Linked DNA regions of Homo sapiens: regions 1, 2 and 3 are each linked to region 4. Evidence: read pairs that join two places in POLR2A ChIA-PET (ENCODE). Cell type or tissue: OCI-LY7. All regions are shown on one strand. Region 1 overlaps STIM2 (stromal interaction molecule 2). Region 2 has its middle 5.6 kb from the start of STIM2-AS1. Region 3 has its middle 30 kb from the start of STIM2-AS1. Region 4 overlaps STIM2 (stromal interaction molecule 2).

Evidence for each region. Peaks named below come from ENCODE experiments on the same cell type or tissue, not always from the same donor. Only the 100,000 strongest peaks of a DNase experiment are listed, where the experiment ranks them.
Region 1: POLR2A ChIA-PET joins it to region 4 with 30 read pairs; 8 of 35 experiments call an interaction of 5 or more read pairs at or near these places.
Region 2: POLR2A ChIA-PET joins it to region 4 with 11 read pairs; 18 of 35 experiments call an interaction of 5 or more read pairs at or near these places.
Region 3: POLR2A ChIA-PET joins it to region 4 with 42 read pairs; 2 of 35 experiments call an interaction of 5 or more read pairs at or near these places.

The regions. Positions count from the first base shown.
Region 1 is chr4:26,878,096-26,883,095 of GRCh38, reverse strand. The region is part of intron 1 of STIM2 (stromal interaction molecule 2); the gene reads right to left. Among named protein-coding and RNA genes, the nearest start is that of STIM2, 20 kb to the right of the region's middle. In OCI-LY7, no CTCF peak of the experiment used is centred here; no DNase peak of the experiment used is centred here; H3K27ac peaks cover 1,901 bases.
Region 2 is chr4:26,852,472-26,857,471 of GRCh38, reverse strand. It overlaps a transcript of TBC1D19 not described here. Among named protein-coding and RNA genes, the nearest start is that of STIM2-AS1, 5.6 kb to the left of the region's middle. RefSeq lists a silencer at 1-34 and an enhancer at 155-254. In OCI-LY7, no CTCF peak of the experiment used is centred here; no DNase peak of the experiment used is centred here; H3K4me3 peaks cover 997 bases; H3K27ac peaks cover 817 bases.
Region 3 is chr4:26,827,978-26,832,977 of GRCh38, reverse strand. It overlaps a transcript of TBC1D19 not described here. Among named protein-coding and RNA genes, the nearest start is that of STIM2-AS1, 30 kb to the left of the region's middle. In OCI-LY7, no CTCF peak of the experiment used is centred here; DNase peaks (open chromatin) are centred at 1,227, 1,337, 2,757, 4,667 and 6 weaker places; H3K4me3 peaks cover 4,558 bases; H3K27ac peaks cover 5,000 bases.
Region 4 is chr4:27,004,872-27,009,871 of GRCh38, reverse strand. It overlaps STIM2 (stromal interaction molecule 2), which reads right to left. Exons shown (of 12, transcript NM_020860.4): 8 at 2,172-2,339; 9 at 1,344-1,444; 10 at 870-1,108. Among named protein-coding and RNA genes, the nearest start is that of STIM2, 150 kb to the right of the region's middle. In OCI-LY7, no CTCF peak of the experiment used is centred here; DNase peaks (open chromatin) are centred at 181, 2,275 and 3,011; H3K4me3 peaks cover 2,167 bases; H3K27ac peaks cover 4,676 bases.

The DNA.
Region 1 (5,000 bases), 130 kb after region 4:
GGGCGGATCACCGGAGGTCAGGAGTTCGAGACAAGCCTGGCCAATATGGTGAAACCCCGTCTCTACTAAAAATACAAAAAAAAAAAAAAAATTAGCCAGGTATGGTGGCGCATGCCTGTAGTCCCAGCTACTCGGGAGGCTGAGGCATGAGAATCACTTGAACCCAGGCAGCGGAGGTTGCAGTGAGCTGAGATCGCGCCACTGCACTCCAGCCTGGGTGACAGAGGGAGATTCCATCTCAATAAAAAAAAAAAAAGAAAGAAAAGGAAACAAGAAAAGACACACAGATAGCACCTGGATTTACATATAGTAGTTGAAGCCATAAGAAGAGACTAATGGGCCAGGTACCGTGGCTCATGTAATACCAGCACTTTGGGAGGTCAAGGCAGAAGGACTGCTTGAGCCTGGGAGTTCAAGACCAACCTGGGCAATATAGGGAGATCCTGTCCCTACAAAAAATACAAAAATTAGCTGGGTATGGTGGCACATGCCTGAATTCACCTCCAGCTACTAGGGAGACTGAGGCAGGAGGATCACTTGAGCCTGGGAGGCAGAGGTTGCAGTGAGCTACAATGGCACCACTGCACTCCAGCCTGAGTGACAGAGCCAGACCCTGTCTCAAAAAACAAAAACAAAAAAAAAGAAAGAAAGAAAGAAATTTAAGAAACTAGGTTTCTAGATAAAACCAGAATTACAAGGGGGCATTGCTTCTTGGCCTTTTGGCTAAGATCAGGAGTAGAATTACAATTGGGGGAAAAAAAATTAGCAACAACTGAAACTTTACAAAACTGGAAAAAATGAAACCACAATTAACTTATTATTAATAGAAAGCTCAACCCTTTTCATGATAGCACATTTTTACAAGAATCACCATAAGAGAATGTCAGAAAAGAATCAGTCTTCATCTTCTCATTAGTTTAACACATCTTTTGCTGGAGCAATCTCAACCCCCAGTTACAAGGGACAGTGTATTTAACAACACAGAAAAGGGAAACCAATCATACTCTAAATAATCAAAGAAATAAAAACATGACATTTCACTGAAAATACCAAAGATTCTGTTTCAATAAAAACACTATTGGGCACTCAAAAACACAATCCTTCCAGAAAGCAATCTGTCAGTAAATACATACAAATAGATATTTTTTAAACCGTAAAATATACATATCTTTTAACTTAATAGTATGCTTCTAGGAAGCTGCCCTTAAAATCCACAGTGGAGAAAAGATTTAGGCAAATAAATGTCTACAACAATATTTTTTAAAGAAAAACTGAAAACTATCCAACAATGAGAATCTACCCAACAATGAGGAAATAATTTATATCTTCCATTCAATAGTTAAGAAAAAGCTCAGGATACGTTGGATTTTTAAAAGATGCAAAATTCCATCTAAAAGGATTGCAACTTGTCTTAGTCCACTCAGGTTGCTATAACAAAATACTTTATACTGGGTAATTTAGAAAGAACAGAAATTTTTTTGCTTACAGGTCTAAAGGCTGGGAAGTCCAAGATAAAGGCACCAGCAGATTCAGTGTCTGGTGAGGGCTCTCTTGCTTTACAGGTGGCACCTTGTTGCTATATCCTTACATGACAGAAGGGAAAGGCAAAAGTGGCTTTTTTTTTTTTTTTGAGATGGAGTCTCACTGTGTTGCCCAGGCTAGAGTGCAGCAGTGCAATCTCAGCTCACTGCAACCTCTGCCTCCAGAGTTCAAGCCATTATTCTGCCTCAGCCTCCCAAGTAGCTGGGACTACAGACATGCACCACCACACCGGGCTAATTTTTGTATTTTTAGTAAAGACGGGGTGTCACCATATTGGCCAGGCTGGTCTCAAACTCCTGACCTCAGATGATCCACCTGCCTAGGCCTCCCAAAGAACTGCGATTACCAGCATGAGCTACCGCGCCCAGCCCCCGTCTGGCCTCTTTTATAAGGGCACTAATCCCATTCATAAGGGTTTTGTCCTTATGACCTAGTCACTTCCCAAACGCTATAACTCTTAGTACCACCATCACCTTGAGGTTTAGGTTTCAACATATAAATTTTGAGGAGACACATATATTCAGAACATAGCACAACTACATAAAATAATACTACATATACATATAGAAAAGAACAATACCAAAATGGTTCTTTCTGAAGAGTAAAATTTGTTTTATTCTCTTGTCTACACTTGCATATATTTTCCAAGTTCAAAATAAGAGAACCTATGTATACAAGAGAAGAATAAAATAAAAATAACAAAGTACCAATTTTAAGAATTCTAAGATCTTTGAAAAAAATCACTTCTAAAACATTTTAAGTTACCGTATCTGGTTTAAAATGCATTAAATATTTCCTCTAGCTTAATTCTAATTTGGCTGTCTATCCTCGGGAAAAAGAAAATTAGATATATATATACATATATATATATTTACATATATATTTACATATATATTTATATATATATTTACATATATATTTATATATATATTTACATATATATTTATATATATGAAGGTTTATGCACAAAAGGTATGAACCAAGGCATTCATCCAAAAAGTTTTATGTAGTTACCTATGAGACACTGTGTACTATCTAGATACTACATGAGTACAAGGGCCCAATCCTTTTACAGCTTATATTTCTGTGGATAAGTACAGATAACAAGTTAATAAGCATATTAAAATGTAATTTCTGGTTGTAAGTATTATAAAGGAAATTAACAAAATACCGTGTATGTTTATCAGGGACAGCAAAGACAGAGCCTGCTCCTATAGGAAGTCACCAAAAAAAGTCCTGAAAAAATACAAAACCAAAAATATACTGCATCCAGACATGCAAAAAGATGAGAAGGAACAATCAAGATGTGGGAAACCTCAAGCGCCAGGGCCCAGAAACAGAGAAAGAGTTTCACATACTCCAGCAGCAGAAAGGAAGCTGGGTAGATGGAAATGGTAAAAACAGATGAAGCTACAAAGGTAGACAGGGGCCAGATCATGCAGCAATTTGCAGGCCAGCATAAAAGGTTTCTATTCTATCATAATTACATAAGCCTCTAAAGCGGGGGGAGAAAATTATCTTATGTGTACTTCTGAGATTAGACTGCAGAAGGTAAAGAATGATAACAAGAAGTTAGGAAGGTACTGCAGGAATCCCAGTAAGAGGGAATGGTAGCCCAGACCAGAGTGATGGCAATGAAAATAGAAAAAAGCAGAGAAACTCAAGACATAATGTGGTGGCTAGAACCCATAGTATTTACTGGCAGGAGGTCAGAATGTGGGCGATGAGGGCCCAGAACAATCAAGTATACCTCTTAGGACTCTGGCTGAATCATTACTTACAAAGCTAAAACTTAAAGTGTGTTTCTAATGACAAGGAATAGTTACATATATTATGAAGTATCCATGAGATGGAATATTACTAATGTTTGTGGAAGGCTTGCTTCTCTTTACTATCTATGAGATAATGGGCATGATACTTACATAGTCCTTCGGTTTCCTCAAATAATTACTACATATAATACCTACTGCTCTCATAGAGTTGTTGGGAGAATTAAATGTGAACCTATGAAAAACTTAACACAATGACTGTGTAAAGCTATCAGAATTCATAGTAATAATATCTCACCACCCAGAATAAAAAAGGTATTCAATAAATGTTTTGTAATTGAATAGACAAGCAGATAAAAGAAATGGTATAATATCCCAGGTCACCTGACTCAATCCCATAATCCTTCTACAAAACTATGCATTCTTCACCACAGGCAGGTAAAAAAAAAAAAGATTAACAGTTTCACAACCATTAGATTGTGAAATCAACTAAGTGAAACCATGAAATCCTCGTTAGAGATTTTTGGTACAAACTATACAAAAATGGAAGATCTATGCTGTCATGTCGATTACATAATTAAGTAACTACATAGTCAAGTAGATTAACTAGAATTATAGGTAAGTTTCTGAGTCACAAAAGTAATTGAAAAGTTTACTGGCCTACTTACAGGCTGATGAGTCAATCTGAATGCAATACAAAAAGAGCACACGACAGGGGAGACAAAGCAGCAAGAAAATATTAAAATAACGTCAAAAGTTAGATGGTGATAAGGTTTGGCTCTGTGTCCCCACCCAAATCTGACCCCCAACTGTAATCCTCATGTGTGGGGGGAGGATCCTGATGGGAGGTGACTGGCCCACAGGGGTAGTTTCCCCCATGCTGTTCTCATGATAGTGAGGGAGTTCTCATGAGAGCCGATAGTTTTAAGTGTGGCACTTCCTTGCTCTTGCTCTCTCTCTCCTGCCACCATGTAAGATGTGCCTTGCTTCCCCTTCGCCTTCTGCCATGATTGTAAGTTTCCTGAGACCTCCCAAGCCAGGTGGAAATGTGAGTCAGTTAAACCCCTTTTGTTCATAAATTACCCAGTCTCAGGTAGTATCTTTATAGCAGTGTGAAAATGAACTAATACAGATGGGGAATACAAGTCAGTGGCTAAATAAGAGAACAGAACACAAAACCTGGAAGGAAAAGAAAAAGAGATATACCAAAAATCAGGATTAGTCAGAGTCTGAGAGACAATTACAGACTAGGAGAAGCAGGTAATTACCTCTCCCACCCACAAGGCCCAGGCAAAGATCCACTGCTCCTAGGGGAGAGATAGAAGTAAAAGCCTACTATGCTTCAAGGACACAGAGACCCTCCTGACCCATGATCCCATACCAAAACTAATCAGAAGTATACTACTGCTAGGGGAAGGACAGAAAACTCTCTGTCCCAAGTACTACCTCAGTCACAAGGCAAAATTTGGCTGCCATGGGAGGGGAAAGATTAGGGGGAGAAGGGACGACCGAAAAGGTTCTACTCTCAAGACTCAGGCTTACGAGCCCTACCTAAGACTGAGGGTAGACCAGGAAAACCAAGAACTTCTCCACCCCCATCACAAACCTAGCACATATAAAAAAGAATCCACTATAGAACAGGATGTTGCTGATAGCTGCCAACAGAGCAGTGTCTTAGTCCCTTTGTGC
Region 2 (5,000 bases), 150 kb after region 4:
GAAGTGGGGAATTCCGGCGCCTCGCCCTCCCACTGATCTTCTCCTTCCCGTCTTTGACTTCCCTGCGTGGCCCTGGAATGTCGGGACAGACCCAGCAGGGTGGTCCAGCCTGGTTCGCTTGCTCTTGATGGTGAAGCCCCTCAGAGAGCTGCCTTCGGTGGAAACGCTGTTAGGTATCGAGTTTTCCCGCTGACTCTCGACAAACGCTAACAAGGGACTCGAGGTGCTGAGAACTTTGGAAACACCTCTAAAGTGATATAGACAATGTGATGGCTCCATTCGATCAATGAAGCCCTAGCATAAAAATGGGGTCCTCAAATTGTTTAATAAAGCACTAGGAATAGAAGTGACACCGTGGAAGTAACTCATTAGCAAGACCCTTCCTCCCTAAACCCAATAAAACATGAGATAGTCCTCAAGTGGTGTAGTGAAGGTGGAAAATTTTATTGCTGCTTTCTCTGGGAGCAGAGGAAGGAAGTCTTTTTAAGTGTCTTGCATCCAGGATAGGGAGTTAAAAACTCTAGATTTAACTAACATAGTTTTTTAAAAGCCGCTCAACAGAAGCGAGTTAACTTTGCCCGCTAAAGCCCGGTGCAATCAGAGGGCGTGTGGGGTGAGTCGTTTATATTATTAAATAGGATGTGTTTGCTCTATACTGCTTAATTTGAGGTGTTACATGAATATTATTGATCACATGATAACTGACAGATGCTGAAGCAGCAGGAATGTTGACATTTTCCACAAAAAGAGGACTAGAATTGTGATGGAGCTAAAGTAAAGATCATAACAATTGAAAATGGTGAGAAAATGATGGCTATTATCAAAAAGACAAATAAGTGTTGATGAGGATGTGGAGAAAAGGAAACCCTGGTATACTGTTAGTGGAAATGTAAATTAGTATACCCATTTTGGAAAGTAGTATGGAGGTTCCTAAAAAACTAGGAATAGAATTATCATATGATCCAGCAATCCCACTTCTGAGTATATATCCAAAGGAATGGAAATCAGTATGTCAATGAGATATCTGCACTCTCATGTTCATTTCAGCATTATTTACAATAGCCAAGATATGGAAGCAAACTAAATGTCCATCAACAGATGAATGGATAAGGAAAATAGGGTATATATACACACAGTGGAATACTATAGAGCCTTAAAAAAGAAGGAAATTCTTCATTCACTGCAACATGGGTGGAACTGGAGGACATTAGGCTAAGTGAAATAAGCCAGGCGTAGAAAAACAAACATTGTATGACCCCACATATGTGGAATCTAAAAAAAAGTTCATCTCATAGAAACAGTATAAAGGTGATTACCAGAGGCTGGTAAGTGTGAATGGGGCGAGGGATGGGGAAAGGGAAGATGCTGACCAAAGGGTATAAGGTTACTGTTAGACTGGAGGAATATGTTTGAGTGATCTATTGTACTTCACAATAACCACAGTTAATGTCTATTTCAAAATTGCTAAAAAGATAGATTTTTAACATTGTCACTACAAAAAAGGTTAAGTCAGTGAGATAATAGATATGTTAGCTCAGTTGAATTGTTCTACAATGTACATATAGCTCAAAACATTGTACTCCATAAATATACACAATATTTGTCAATTAAAAATTAATTTTAAAAACATTCATAATGTCTGTGAATTATGAGGCAGGAAGCTGCCAAGGGGTTCCCTACAGCACTTGAAGAGATTATCTAAAAAGGAATTACCTACTTTCAATCTTAAAGTATACAAAACACCTACTTTAGAAAAAGATGCCACAGAAACATATATCAGCAAGGAGAAGAAAAGTGGGCCTGTTTAAAAGCTTCAAAGGGCTGCCCACCTCCCTCTTCTTTGTGGAAAATCCATCCAGGGACTGGAAATTTCAACTCCTTAAGTTTGAATGTATAAAAAAAATGGCCATAAGTACACCCAAGTACACCCATCTGAAACGAAAACCCTTCGTAAGGTGAGGAACTCCGGTATTTTTGTTCCAGTAAAACCAGGTCCTTATGCTAATACCTAGATAGAGGGTTGTTGTAAAGTAAAAATGATTGTAAAGCTGCCTGGTGCATAGTTAGCTATTATTATTTAAACCCTTAAGGTATGAAAAACAAGAGCTCGTTTTGAGTTGAATTGTGCAAAAAAGGAAAGTAGAAAAAAAGAATACACGAACAATCTACAAGAGCACATACAACAAAGGTACGTACACAGAAGTCTTTACAGGGCCATATGCCTAAAGTGACAGTCAAAAGTTCTCTAGAAAATAGGACCCGATGCAAAGGCCCATATAACAGTTCCTTAGAGAGTAGGATTTCCTTCAACAATTCCTTCAACCCCAGTGAAGCAGAAGTAAGGGGAAGGGAGACATGAGCCACGCACAGAAGGAGGCAGAAAAATATCCAGGTGATGCACCACTGAGCTGGCTGCTCAGTCTCTCACGATGCCTCCATAGTGGAGACCACTCTGTTTTGGAACAGTGCGAGAAGAAGGGAGAAAAATGGAACTTTTGGCTCCCATCAGTCAAAGGTTTCTGCAGGAGATGCAAACTCGCCCGCACTTTTCAGTCATGCCACCTGCCGCTCCAGGCAGCTGCCAGAGAAGCCAGATCCCTGAACAGCAGTGGCATTATCCATGCATGAGCTAAGCCAGCAAGTGAATGGGTGCCACTGTCCACCTGCAGCCTGCAGTATCCCAGGAGCGTCTACCACCTCTGTAACAAAAGGGAAGCCCCAGAGGAAAAAAAAAAAAAAAAAAAAGGCTGGAGATTCAAGGCATTAACCAGGCATTATTAAAGTTGTGCCCTAAAGCAGCATGAGAGACCTGGAGCAAGGGGAACATCACATCTTGGCCCCTACCACCAAGGCAGCCACAGAGCTCAACAAGTCACGCTCCAAGGAAGATTGAAACATCCCTTCTGCAACCTGTAAGGATGCTGTTATGGTGTAAAGTTCCTGGATAGTAATAGTAGCATTCAACATAAAACTATTACCAAGTAAATCCAGGGAGGCACATAAGCTGGGTTCAAATTTATGATAATGGCAAAGACATAGGAGAGCCAAGGCATTGTGAACTAAGAGAAGCCGTTTGTGTTCATACATCAAATATTGAATGCATTTTAGGGTCGGGTACTATATTAGGTGCTAAGATCAAAAATTAGTAAGATAATTTCTAGTCCAGAATCCAAGGAGCTCACAGCCATACAATAGCACCAAACAGATATGTATTTCTTTTATTTATTTATGCTTTGTTAATTGTTTAAAAATATCTGTCACCATGAAATTCTGGTTCCACAGTCTCTGGTATAGTTAAATCATTTTAAGGAAATAGTTTATTTCAAGATGTTCTTGCCTCAAAATTTAATGTCAAGTGAAGAAATGATCTCATATTTCACATAGTGTAGCTGCCAGGAGATGGTAAAATCAGGCGTTTGTCTTGACGTGTTTATATTTACACAAAGGTGTTTCAGAATGTGTTTGCAATGAGGAAGAAGAATAAGTAAAAGAGAGTTTGAGGACAAGCCTTCTGATATGGAAACGAAGGAAAACAGAAAGTCTGGAAATGTGGATGTTTGAATTACGGATGAGCACATTCCCAGAGCATTATTGTAAATACGAAAGAAAGAAGATCAGATTTTAAAAGTTGTTTCTTGGCCAGGCGCGGTGGCTCACGCCTGTAATTCCAGCACTTTGGGAGGCTGAGCTGGACAGATCATGAGGTCAGGAGTTCGAGCCCAGCCTGACCAACATGGTGAAACTCCATCTCTACTAAAATACAAAAATTAGCCAGGCATGGTGGTGCACACCTGTAATACCAGCTACTGAGGAGGCTGAGCCAGGAGAACGGCTTGAACCTGGGAGGCAGAGATTGCAGTGAGCCGAGACCGCACCACTGCACTCCAGCCTGGGCGACGGAGCGAGACTCTGTCTCAAAAACAAACAAAAAAAAAAAGTTGTTTCTCTAACTGGGACAAAGTAGTGCTATTTAGCCAAATTTATTGGGCCCGCTACTATGTGACAATAAGAAAAGAAAATGTCTGCTTTGATGGAATTTTATATTCTAATTGGGAAGCTGAAAATATGGGAGATGAAAAAGTAAAATATGTTGTATATTAGATAATGATAAGTGCTAAGTGGGTGGGGAGCTGGAAGGGGGGAGATAACTTTTGACCTGAACAAAATGAGAGAATTGTACAGATGTCTGGGGAGAGAGGATTTCAGCCCACAGAAAAGTTTTGGGGAAAGGATGTATGTGGTTTGTTCACAAATACCAGTGAGATCGATCTAGCTAGAGTATCTGACAGAGAAAATAGTGGATAATGAAAGAAAAGTGATAGGGGCCAGAACATGCAGGGCTCTTACAGCTTTTTCCTCTGAATGAGTTTGGAAACACTGAAAGGTTTTGAGTAGAATCATGGCATCTGACATATGTGTTTACAGGATCGCTCTGGTTGCTTCATGGTAGGAGCGGGGACGCCATTGCGGAGGCTGCTGCACAGTCCAGACAAGAGATGATGTAGTTTAGGCCAGAATAGTGGCAGAAGTGATGGTTAAAAGTGGTAGAATCCGGCCGGGTGCAGTGGCTCACGCCTGTAATCCTAGCACTTTGGGAGGCCGAAGCAGGTGGATCATGAGGTCAGGAGATCGAGACCATCCTGGCTAACGCGGTGAAACCCCGTCTCTACTAAAAATACAAAAAATTAGCTGGGCATGGTGGCAGGCGCCTGTAATCCCAGCTACTCGGGAGGCTGAGGCAGGAGAATGGTGTGAACCCGGGAGGCAGAGGTTGCAGTGAGCCAAGATCGCACCACTGCACTCCAGCCTGGGTGACAGAGTGAGACTCCATCTCAAAAAACAAAAGGGGCGGGGGTGGACTTCTTGGTAAATTCTGAAGGTAGAATCAACAGGATTGATATTTATTTATTTATTTAAGACAGGGTCTCGCCCTGTCACCCAGGCTGGAGTACAGTGGCACAATCACAGCTCACTGCAGCCTTGACTTCTCGGGCTCAATG
Region 3 (5,000 bases), 180 kb after region 4:
CTCTCATCCAGGCCAGAGTGCGGTAGCTCAATCTCGGCTCACTACAACCTCCACCTCCTGGACTCAAGCAATTTTCTTGTCTCAGCCTCCCTAGTAGCTGGGATTACAGGCACATGCCACCAAGCCCAGCTAATTTTTGTATTTTTAGTAGAGATGGGGTTTTGCCATGTTTGCCAGGCTGGTCTCTGGTCACCTGACCTCAAGTGATCTGCCTGCCTCAGCCTCCCAAAGTGATGGGATTATAGTCGAGGGGGTATGTTTTCATCCAGAAGAGTGGTTTTGATTTTGATGAACTTTTTGGTAGCCTTTCATTCATTTGGTGTCCAGTCCAGCTCCTTCCTCTTTTTCCTCTGAAGTCATTTGTTAAAACCTCACTAGATGTTATTGTACACATATGAAATGTTCTAACCAGACAGCATGTAAAACTAAACATTAAACAGGAAGATAGAATGTCTAATTATTCCAAATGTGACAAGTAATAAGAGGACCGGTGTTTCTACTCTTTTGTCTTGAAAAGGAAAGGAGCTGTAGACTTCTGGAGCATTATATTTTCTTTTTTTCTCCCCAGTTGGACAAGCCACAGCCTGAAGCCTGGCAGGCCCAACATGCATGTGTTTGCAATGCCAGAGTCTATGATTCTAAAAGGTATCCGGTTTCCAGAAAAAACAGAATTCTACCTGTGGAGGATCAGGGAAGGATTTCCCACCCAGAGTGAGGCCTTAGGGCAAAAGGATTGTTTTACTGCACTCATTTGCCAAAAAATCTGATTTCCTTGAGTTGCATGAAAAGACAAATCATAGTTTAAAGAATATAGTTTTATTTTTGTCTTATCCCCTGGGAAGATTTGGCATGTGGAGTTCTTGATTTTAACTGTTAGGTGTTTAACATCACCCACAGCTTGCCCAGCATGTGGAAATATTTGTTGAAATTATTTTCATTTCAACACAACAACCAACAGGACAATACGATCAGGTATTTTGTTTTTGCAAAGCAGCTTGAAGTTGGTACACATCATGAACATGGCAGATATGGGAGCCTTACCAATTTCAATCAATAGCATCCTTAAACCTTTAAGAAAGGGATTAGCTGCTGGGTGTGGTGGCTCAAGCCTGTAATCCCAGCACTTTGATCTGCCGAGGTGGGCAGATCACGAGGTCAGGAGATTGAGACTATTCTGGCTAACACGGTAAAACCCCGTCTCTACTAAAAATACAAAAAAATTAGCCAGGCGTGGTGGCATGCACCTATGCACCTGTAGTCCCAGCTACTTGAGAGGCTGAGGCAGGAGAATCGCTTGAACTCAGGAGGCCGAGCTTGCAGTAAGCCAAAATCACGCTATGGCACTCCAGCCTGGGCAACAGAGACTCCGTCTCAAAAAAAAAAAAAGAAAAAAAAAAAAGAAGAAAAAGAAAGAAAGAAAAAGGAAAATAAAGGGATTAGCAAACTGCTGCCATGGGTCACATCTGGCCTTCCACCTGGTTTTGCAAATGAGGTTTTATTGAAAGCCCATCACACTCATCTGTTTACATATTGTCTACAGCTGCCTTTTTTGTTTCTTTTTACTGTAACAGCAGAGTTGTGTAGTTGCCGCAGAGATCACCTGTCCTGCAAAGCTTAAAATATTTACTATCTAACTCTTCTGAGAAAAGTTTGATGACCGCTGCTTTAAGAGATTGCATTTCTCAGAGTCAGTTTCAGAATTCCCATCAGTCCTGCACCAGGCCTCCTTATTTTTGAAGATGAAAATGGAGACATAGCATCTGCAGTGTGATCATCTCCCTCATAAGTATACAGATTTTATTTTCAATTAAAATAGGAAAAAAATAAGATTATAGAGGTTTTTTCCCTAGAGAAAACCTTAGGCAAAGTTTCCAGTTGGCCCTCTTTGTGATATATGAAATTTGTGTCTGCGTGTATGTCCACATGCAACCTAAATAATAAATCACTTAAAACAATTTATTGGAAAAAGCAATCACTCTTAAGCTTTTGGTGAGTTATAGACCCTTTTGGGTATCTGCAAAGATCTAAATATCCTCTCCTCAGGGCTAAAAATGGGCATATACACTTCACTCAAACTGTGTGTATAGTTTCAAGAGCTCGCAGAGGTCTGAGGCTAGCGTGTTCAGTCCAGGCAAATTACTCCTTTACTGAAGGATGAGTCTCTATAGGCAGAACTCCAGGCATTAACCAGTTTGAGGACAGGAACACAGGAGGTGTTAGGACAGTTCCAGCATTCATACAATCACATCTCAATCACTTTATTTTATAAAACACGAAGCCTTAAAGAGTTTTCAGGTCAAAGATGCCAGTTTGGGCCCTGGTTCTTTGTAATCATAGGCAGAAACCAAAACTTTGAGAGCCTCTGAATTGTAGAAGCTTCAATCTGGTGGTTAGGAGATACCCAGTAACAGAAGATAACTGCAGAGGTCAGACGGGAAAAAAATCCCAGAAATATGCAAACACTGTGTAACTCTGAGAGTTCTGTTAGCACCCCAGCCCCGCCCCACTTCTAATTACAAGGTCTTGATCCCTTTCAGTTCCATCTCCCCACTAGTAGTGTGCAATGACACTGGTTTTGCAGGAACATCAAGTCTGCAGAGGTGGGATGTCACCTACACTTAAAGGAACTAAAGCAATATGAAGATAACCCAGCTAAGTTAAAGATGGGAGCTGGGAACCACCCAGTAGAGTCTCCCACAGTGCTCAAGAGTCCTGGTCATTCAAGGGTGTTTATTGTTTGCATATACGCATTACTTATTCAAAGGCAAAAAGGGGGGGTAATTTGCAAGTGCCAGTCAAGTTGAGTAAACAGTTATGTAATCTTCCTCCAAATTCAAATGTGAGGTTGAGTATGGCTCTGGTAGGCTCAACTTCTTACACTTTTATGGGCCATGGACACTGTGGGTCAGGAAACCATAACCCGATGGAATGGACAAATCACTAAGGCCCTAATCCCTCAAATCCAGCTCCTGATGGCTCCTGGACTCTTTTATAGGCATGGAAGGGGTGCAGAAGCCATTGCCATTCCCCGAAGGTAAGATGCCTCCCCACTGGAGAGCCCTGTCTTACCAGAGCACACTGGGCTGACACCTATATCAGTTTACGTTGCTTACTAAAGTCATTCCGGGAATGCAAAACCCCACTGCTAGATGGTCAGCCATGCTCTTTGTCCACATGTATCACAAAAAGCTGCCAGGACTCAACATAGCAACAGGTTTTAGTCCTGATGAGGTAAAAAACAAATGAACAAACCTTACCTGCCTCTAATAAACTTTTACTTTGAAGACTTGGTGATTCAGATTCATTGCTTAGCCTAGACACTTTCTCAGCTCAGTTATAATTGTTTCTGTAGGTATGTGATCAATTTATCCCTTTTTCTGTGTGAGAGAGGGGAAAAATGGGAAAATTCCACATCTTCATGCAGCAGCTTCCTTTCCTCCCTAACACCTACCCAAGACTGAAGATGAGTTAGAGGAAAAGGCCCTGAAATAGGAGTTAAAGAAGTGGGTGTTGATTTGAGCTTAGCCAGTTGCTAAGTGGCCTTGGGCAAATCATTCTAGCCCTTTGGGGATGTTTCTTCAGCTATAGAGGGCTTACGATGAGAGATTTCTAAATTCCCTTCTAAATCTGAAATGTGTTTTTGTGATTGCTTTGGAATACTTTGGGACATTCAAAGAAACTTTGACTCCCACAGCGAGAACAGAGACTCAGGAGGGACATGGTCTGTGTATTATTTAAACAACTGAACTGCGATAAGGTTTTTCCCATTAAGGCATTTGGTGCAGGCAACCGTTTTATAATAAACTTCCCATGAGCTCATTTAAAGCTCCATTTGAAAGCAAACATATTTTTCAAAGTGAGCTCCTTCTAATTACTTGTTATTTGAGCTTCATGTTTCCTTCCAATCTTGAGTTCTGGGCATCTGTGGATGCCCAAGCAAAGTCCATAGCTCTTAAGAAAGATAATTGGTTTGATAAAAGTTGTAAATACAGTGACTAAGGAATATAAACTAAATGGATTTGTCCTAATCTCCCTTCCTGAGTTCTTTCCATTCTCCTGCATCACAGCCTCCACCATCTAAAACAGTCCAGTAAAATCTAACATGTACTCAGTGCCTACCAATGACCAAGCCCTAGTGTAAGGGCTAACGTTAAACACAGCACTTACAACATCCAGGCACTGTGCTAAGTCCTTTGTATTTGTTAATTTATCAGGGTTTCCTTACAGTCTTAGAAGGTAGGTACTTTTATTATCCCTATTTACCAATGAAGAAACTGATGCACGGAGTGGTCAAGTAATTTGTTCAAGGTCACACAGCTAATAAGTGGCAAAAGCAGGATTTGAAGATGGGGGTGCTCCCGAGCCCACACTCTCAACCGCTTTACTTTACTGCACTATACTTGGACGTGCATAGATTTGGGGAGCAGTGTCTTAGAAGTTTTAAAAATGTCATTTCATCAAGTATTTTACCATTCAAGCACAGGCTAGTCCAAAGATGATTTGGAAATGACAAAATGGTCTCCTTTTGATAACCTTTCAACACAAAACTACCAGCTCCAACATTCTATGAAACAGCCAAAGTTGTCTCAGTACTTTCTTTTTGGCTCTGCTCCAGTAACGGAGTTCTAGCAAGGCTACCAGAAGAGCCTCCTTTAGGCCAAGCTAGAGTTCACAGGTCATGTTGCCTCCTTCTAAGGCAGTTGAAGCTGGAGCCTAAGAGGCTGAAATTCATGTTCTTCAATGACATACTTTAAGTCTACCTAAGGGTGGTGATCAGAATGGGCATCCCTTGTGTTCAAACTCACAGCCTGTTGGTCCTCTGACAAGCCCATTTAATAGAAGGGGAAATCAAGGCTCAGAGCACTTCATAAGCCTCCTGGGGACTACACGCCTAAGGAAAGCCAGAGTCAGGGCCAGAGCTGGGGAGTTCTGACTGGCGGTTCTGGACAGTTTCCATCTACCCTTTAACCCCATAGCTGTCAAAGCATCTGCCAAACGAG
Region 4 (5,000 bases):
TTTTCAAACAAAAGCGTGTACTTATGAATCAGTGTTGCATTTGGCAAGCTTAAGTGCATATAATTCAAATAAACAAATACAAACTGAGAATATTCTAACTGCAGAGCTGGCCCAGATCTAGACATAACTTTGCAACCGTCATGACCTTGCAGTGTGGAGCAAGTGAAATGAATGCAGTCACACACTTCTAGTTTTGCTGTATTTACAATCTGTCCACTCTTCCTGCCTCTTTTAAGAGTTGAGTGCCGCCTCACTCTCCTTGCATTAACTGTCTGCTGTCAAACCAGAGAAGTAAAACCAGCAAAATAATACAAGTACATACCTGGAGTTAGTTAGTGGTAGAGCTAGGATTCAAATCCCTGTTTCCAAGATCTTCCCCTAATTTTTATTCCTACTATACATTAAGCGGCCATTTGAAAGGATATTTTCCCTGAATGCTCAGCACTTCATTCCCACACTGATTTGGCATTTATAGTGTGCTATCTTTACTGTCAATTATGTTTTTATATGACTCCTCATTTCAATTTAATTACAAGCAATGTTTTAAAAAAAGTCTTATATTCAACAATATAATGTTATATATAACAGTTGCTCAAATAAACACTTAATAATCAAATTTATAAAGCATTCAGATTTCTTTAAAGTGTGTGTATAAATATATAATATAAATATACACAAAGTATTGATATATGCATTGCATATGGTATTCTCAAATAGTAAATATTTAAATTACTAACAAAAAGAAAGAGAAAATGAAGGATAAACCCAATTTTTTCTCACAGATTTCGAAGTACATGATTCCTAAAAGGACATAGGAGAAAATTACTTTAAAACCTGTACCAACAATTTTTGTTGAAATTGCCACTTACCGGGAAATTGTGACACTATTGGGGGTGTGTCTTCATCTAAGTCATCAACTCCTCCAGCAATTGGATAGGGTGGAATGGAGACTCTGGGCATCACCACCCAGCTGTGATCAGAATAAAGGGAAGAGGTCAGGCTGGGGAGTCCTGAGTTATGGGCTATCTGAAAGCCACAGATCTTCTCAATTTGTTGCCAGCGAAAAAGTCGTTCTCGTAAACAAGTTGTCAACTCAGAGAGAGCTTTCCTGGAAAAGCCAATAAAGAAATTACTTACTGCATCAAAAGGTCTTTAATATGGCACTGAAAAAAGGCAATACATGAACAGACCATGGCAATTAACTAATTTCAAGAAGAAATAACCCACTCTTAAAACTAATGTAAATTATGTAATTATATAAATGATAAATATAAATTGTTCACAAATTACTCATTTTAACACAATAAACATAAATCAAATAAAAGTGAAAACAACATTCTTACTTTGCTTCCAGAATTTTGTGGTCTACCTCATCTAGGGAGGAGCTGTGTGCAACGTGCAGAGTCCCAAAGACTGTGCTTCTCTTCTTTTTAATTTTTTCTGCCTAGAAACCGAAAAGGACTAAATAAGGCTAGGTTTGAAAAAAATACAGACATTTTTGTATATATAACATAATAAAGTTTGTTTTGGTTTTGAATATATTAGCAATCATAAAACCAGTAGAGAATTACTAGCCAAGATATCCCTGCATTCCAAAAAAGAAAACAGATGAGGGAGAAAACGTGCTTTCCTAAGCCAATCGATGTAATTCAAAACTTTATTCTGGAGAATTTTTCTCTTATTTCTATGGTTCAGGAAGACCCGAATCTTGTACTAAAAGTAACAGAAGAACATTAGCTATATTATACTACAATGGTGCTAGTGAGTGAACTAAGCTTTTAAATTTTTTGGCTAGAATTCAGATTAAGACTTATTCTCATTCCACACAATTTAAGTGTCAAAGTTAATTTCCAGTAACTACTAACCTGAATCAGATATGAAGCAGCAACCTAGAGGAAAAAAGCTCTGTATAAAACTTTTATGATAATGATAAAAAAGAATAATGTTTAAATCACTAAGGTCACTTTGAAAAGTATACACTTCTCCAAATGCAGTAATTTTAATTTAAAGCTTATGATTACTAGAGTCTATTTACACAATAAGTTCCAGTTTGAAAAAAGAATCTGTAATAATAAAACTTTTATTCAGATCTGTGTATCCCAGCTGAGTAATCCCTCTAAGAATGCAGCCTAAGAAACAAATTTAGTAAATTTTGAAATACAAGAGAGTACCTCATCTTTAGCAATAGCTAGCTGCATTTCAGCGTTTTGTCTTTTAATATTGTAGTATTGCACTTCTACTTCATGTGTTAACTGAAGCCATTTCTGAAGTGCATCTGGAACAGACCAACTGCTTCTCAGTTCAAATTCTTTTTCGGCCTTTTTCAGAGCCATGCGAACCTAGAAGAAGGAAAGGAAGGAGGCAAGAAAGGAGAGAGGGAGGAAGGAAGGATTAAAATATTTTTTAGAACCCAAACTAAAAAAAAAAAAAAGCTATTTTAATTATGCTCTTTGTAAACATCGTTTTAAACTGCAAAGTCTAAATACAGTAGATTTCTAGCATTAAAATTAAGGCTGACAACAGAGCGAGACTCCGTCTCAAAAAAAAAAAAAAAATGAAGGCTGAGCTTCAAGTGCATCTTAAATCCACTAAGCAAAGTTGTGAAGGAGGGTAGAGAGGGCTTATTTATATCTTAAGTTGCAATATTTAGTTTTGTATGTTATGAAAACCAGACTCACTGAGGGGGAAAAAAAAGTCAAGGGTATATACAAATTAAAACTGATCATATTTTTCCCATAATGCATATTTCATTTATGAAGTATTATATAAAGAAATGTCCAAAATTGGGTGGATACACGTTCTACTCCTCCTCCTAATGTTTCCAGAAGAGCCTACTGTAGCTCCTTCACTATATACTCACTTTTTAAAAATTGTATTTTTCTGTAGTTTTTCATGACATCCTCTTTATGGCCAGTTATTTCTTACTGTTTCCAAGTATATCTGCCTATTATTGTCTGTTTTACCACTTCCGCTACATAATTCACTGCTTTGAATACACCAGAAACTAGCTAAGTGAACATCTGCAGAGCATGTACAGATTTTGAGAAAACAGATTCTGAGAGTCTACTTGATTTTTCTCATGAGAAACTATGCATAGTCTTCAGTATAACGATGTCATAGTATTTCTTCCACCTGCCCTTTAATGGAGCCAGACAATAAGCAGAGAAAAAACAAAAATGCTTGGTGGTTAGGTGATAAGTGCTAAGAAAAAGTATCATAAGGAAAGCCTCACTAAGGAAAGACACAAAAGGAATAGATAATTCATTCTTGGAATGATTTACTTAAAAACTAGCAAGAGCTTTCAAACTAAAGATATATAAAGACACAGGATGTAATTATGAAATTGTGCACATACACTCACACTCAAGACCTTGAGGCAAAGCTACGAGCGACTACGGAGCATCCTGCGTGTCGAGCACCACCCCGCAGATTAATTTTCCCCAAAGCTAACTAAGGACACTGAAGAGCAAAGGAATGTTTGATCTGAACAAACCCAACTTATTTGAATAAACTTTATAGTGTGCCAGAATAAACCAACAAGAGTACTATACACAAACTTCTGATAAAGAAATAGAACAGCTGTCAGTTAGTGTGAAAACAAAGAATTACGTAGAAAAATATATTTTAAGATTCCAAAATTAAAAACAAAATTCACAATGCAACACTAGGTGACAGTTCAAAAAGACACATTAAAGTAAGGGGAAGAGCACTAACTCACTGCAAACAAATCCCGAGCAACATCTGCCTACATAACTAACTGCAATGGCTTGGGACAATACTGTGTTTAATAAGTCAGTTGGGTAAGCTGTGTGGCGTCCCTGCTAATCTCTCAGGGAGATAAAATTTAAGCTCAGGTTCATGCAGACCTGCATAACACCACAAAATGTAAGTCCGCAAGCCCTTCTTCTCAGAAGATTTTAAAGCTAAAATTTCTATACAATTTTCACTTCCAAGGAATTATACAGAGAATCTCAACAAAATTCATTCAAGTTACTCTCTTTAATCATAGATTTTTCTTAATATTTCCATAAATGTATTTCCCCTAAAAGAGCTCAAAGGAAACACATTTAACATAAAAACTACTTACATATTTTTAGCATAAATTGAAGCTGAACAATGTTCAGATTGATTGCCAAATAATGACTCAAACCTGTGGAAAGTCTGACCTTCCAATAGTGGCAACTATTTAACTGTTTTCTCTGCTATTACTCATGAATGTTTCATTTGATCTAAATCCCAACCCTTAGTTTAAATCACATTGTTGTTTACAGGGGAATGAACACAGAAAAAATTGAGTAATAAACAGCTTTTGCAAACAATAAATAACTGTTTAAAATGTAATAATTATTTACATGATTTTTGTATCTTTGGAATAAAACAACAGTAAGTAAAAACATGATGTCACAAAAACAGCCTAAACATCTGAAAACTTCTTTTCTAGACCCAACTGTATTATTTTTCATCTCTGTAACCTTCAGTAAGTTCCTAAGGCTTATTGTCTCACGTATAATAGGGGTATTATCACTTGCCCTGATTAAAGGCTTCCTGAGACTTTTTCTAAGAAATTAATTTGTGAAAACTACTTAAATCACACAAAACATAAAGCAGTACTATTAGTCACCCAAAGTCTCTGTTCTAGGAAAAATAACACTATATAAAAAACATACCAGATTTTCCTGACTTCTAAATTTATGTTGATTATTCTCCAGACAAAATACAGTAATTCCTTGAACTACGTGGAATTGTGGGTTATGTCATATTATACATCATTTCTCAGTTAAACTTATTTCTACAAGCAAAGCTTTTAATAGCAGTATAAGAAGACACAGACTTTGGAATATGACACGCAAAACCTTGCCTTTACCAGTTAATAGCTGTGTAACCCAAGGCAAGTAAGTTATCTAGCCTCTCTACACAGCTCATTTGTAAATGAAGATAATACCTATGTGTTGTGAGGATTAAAATTTATGAGCAAACCACTGGCAATGTGTGTAGCATAC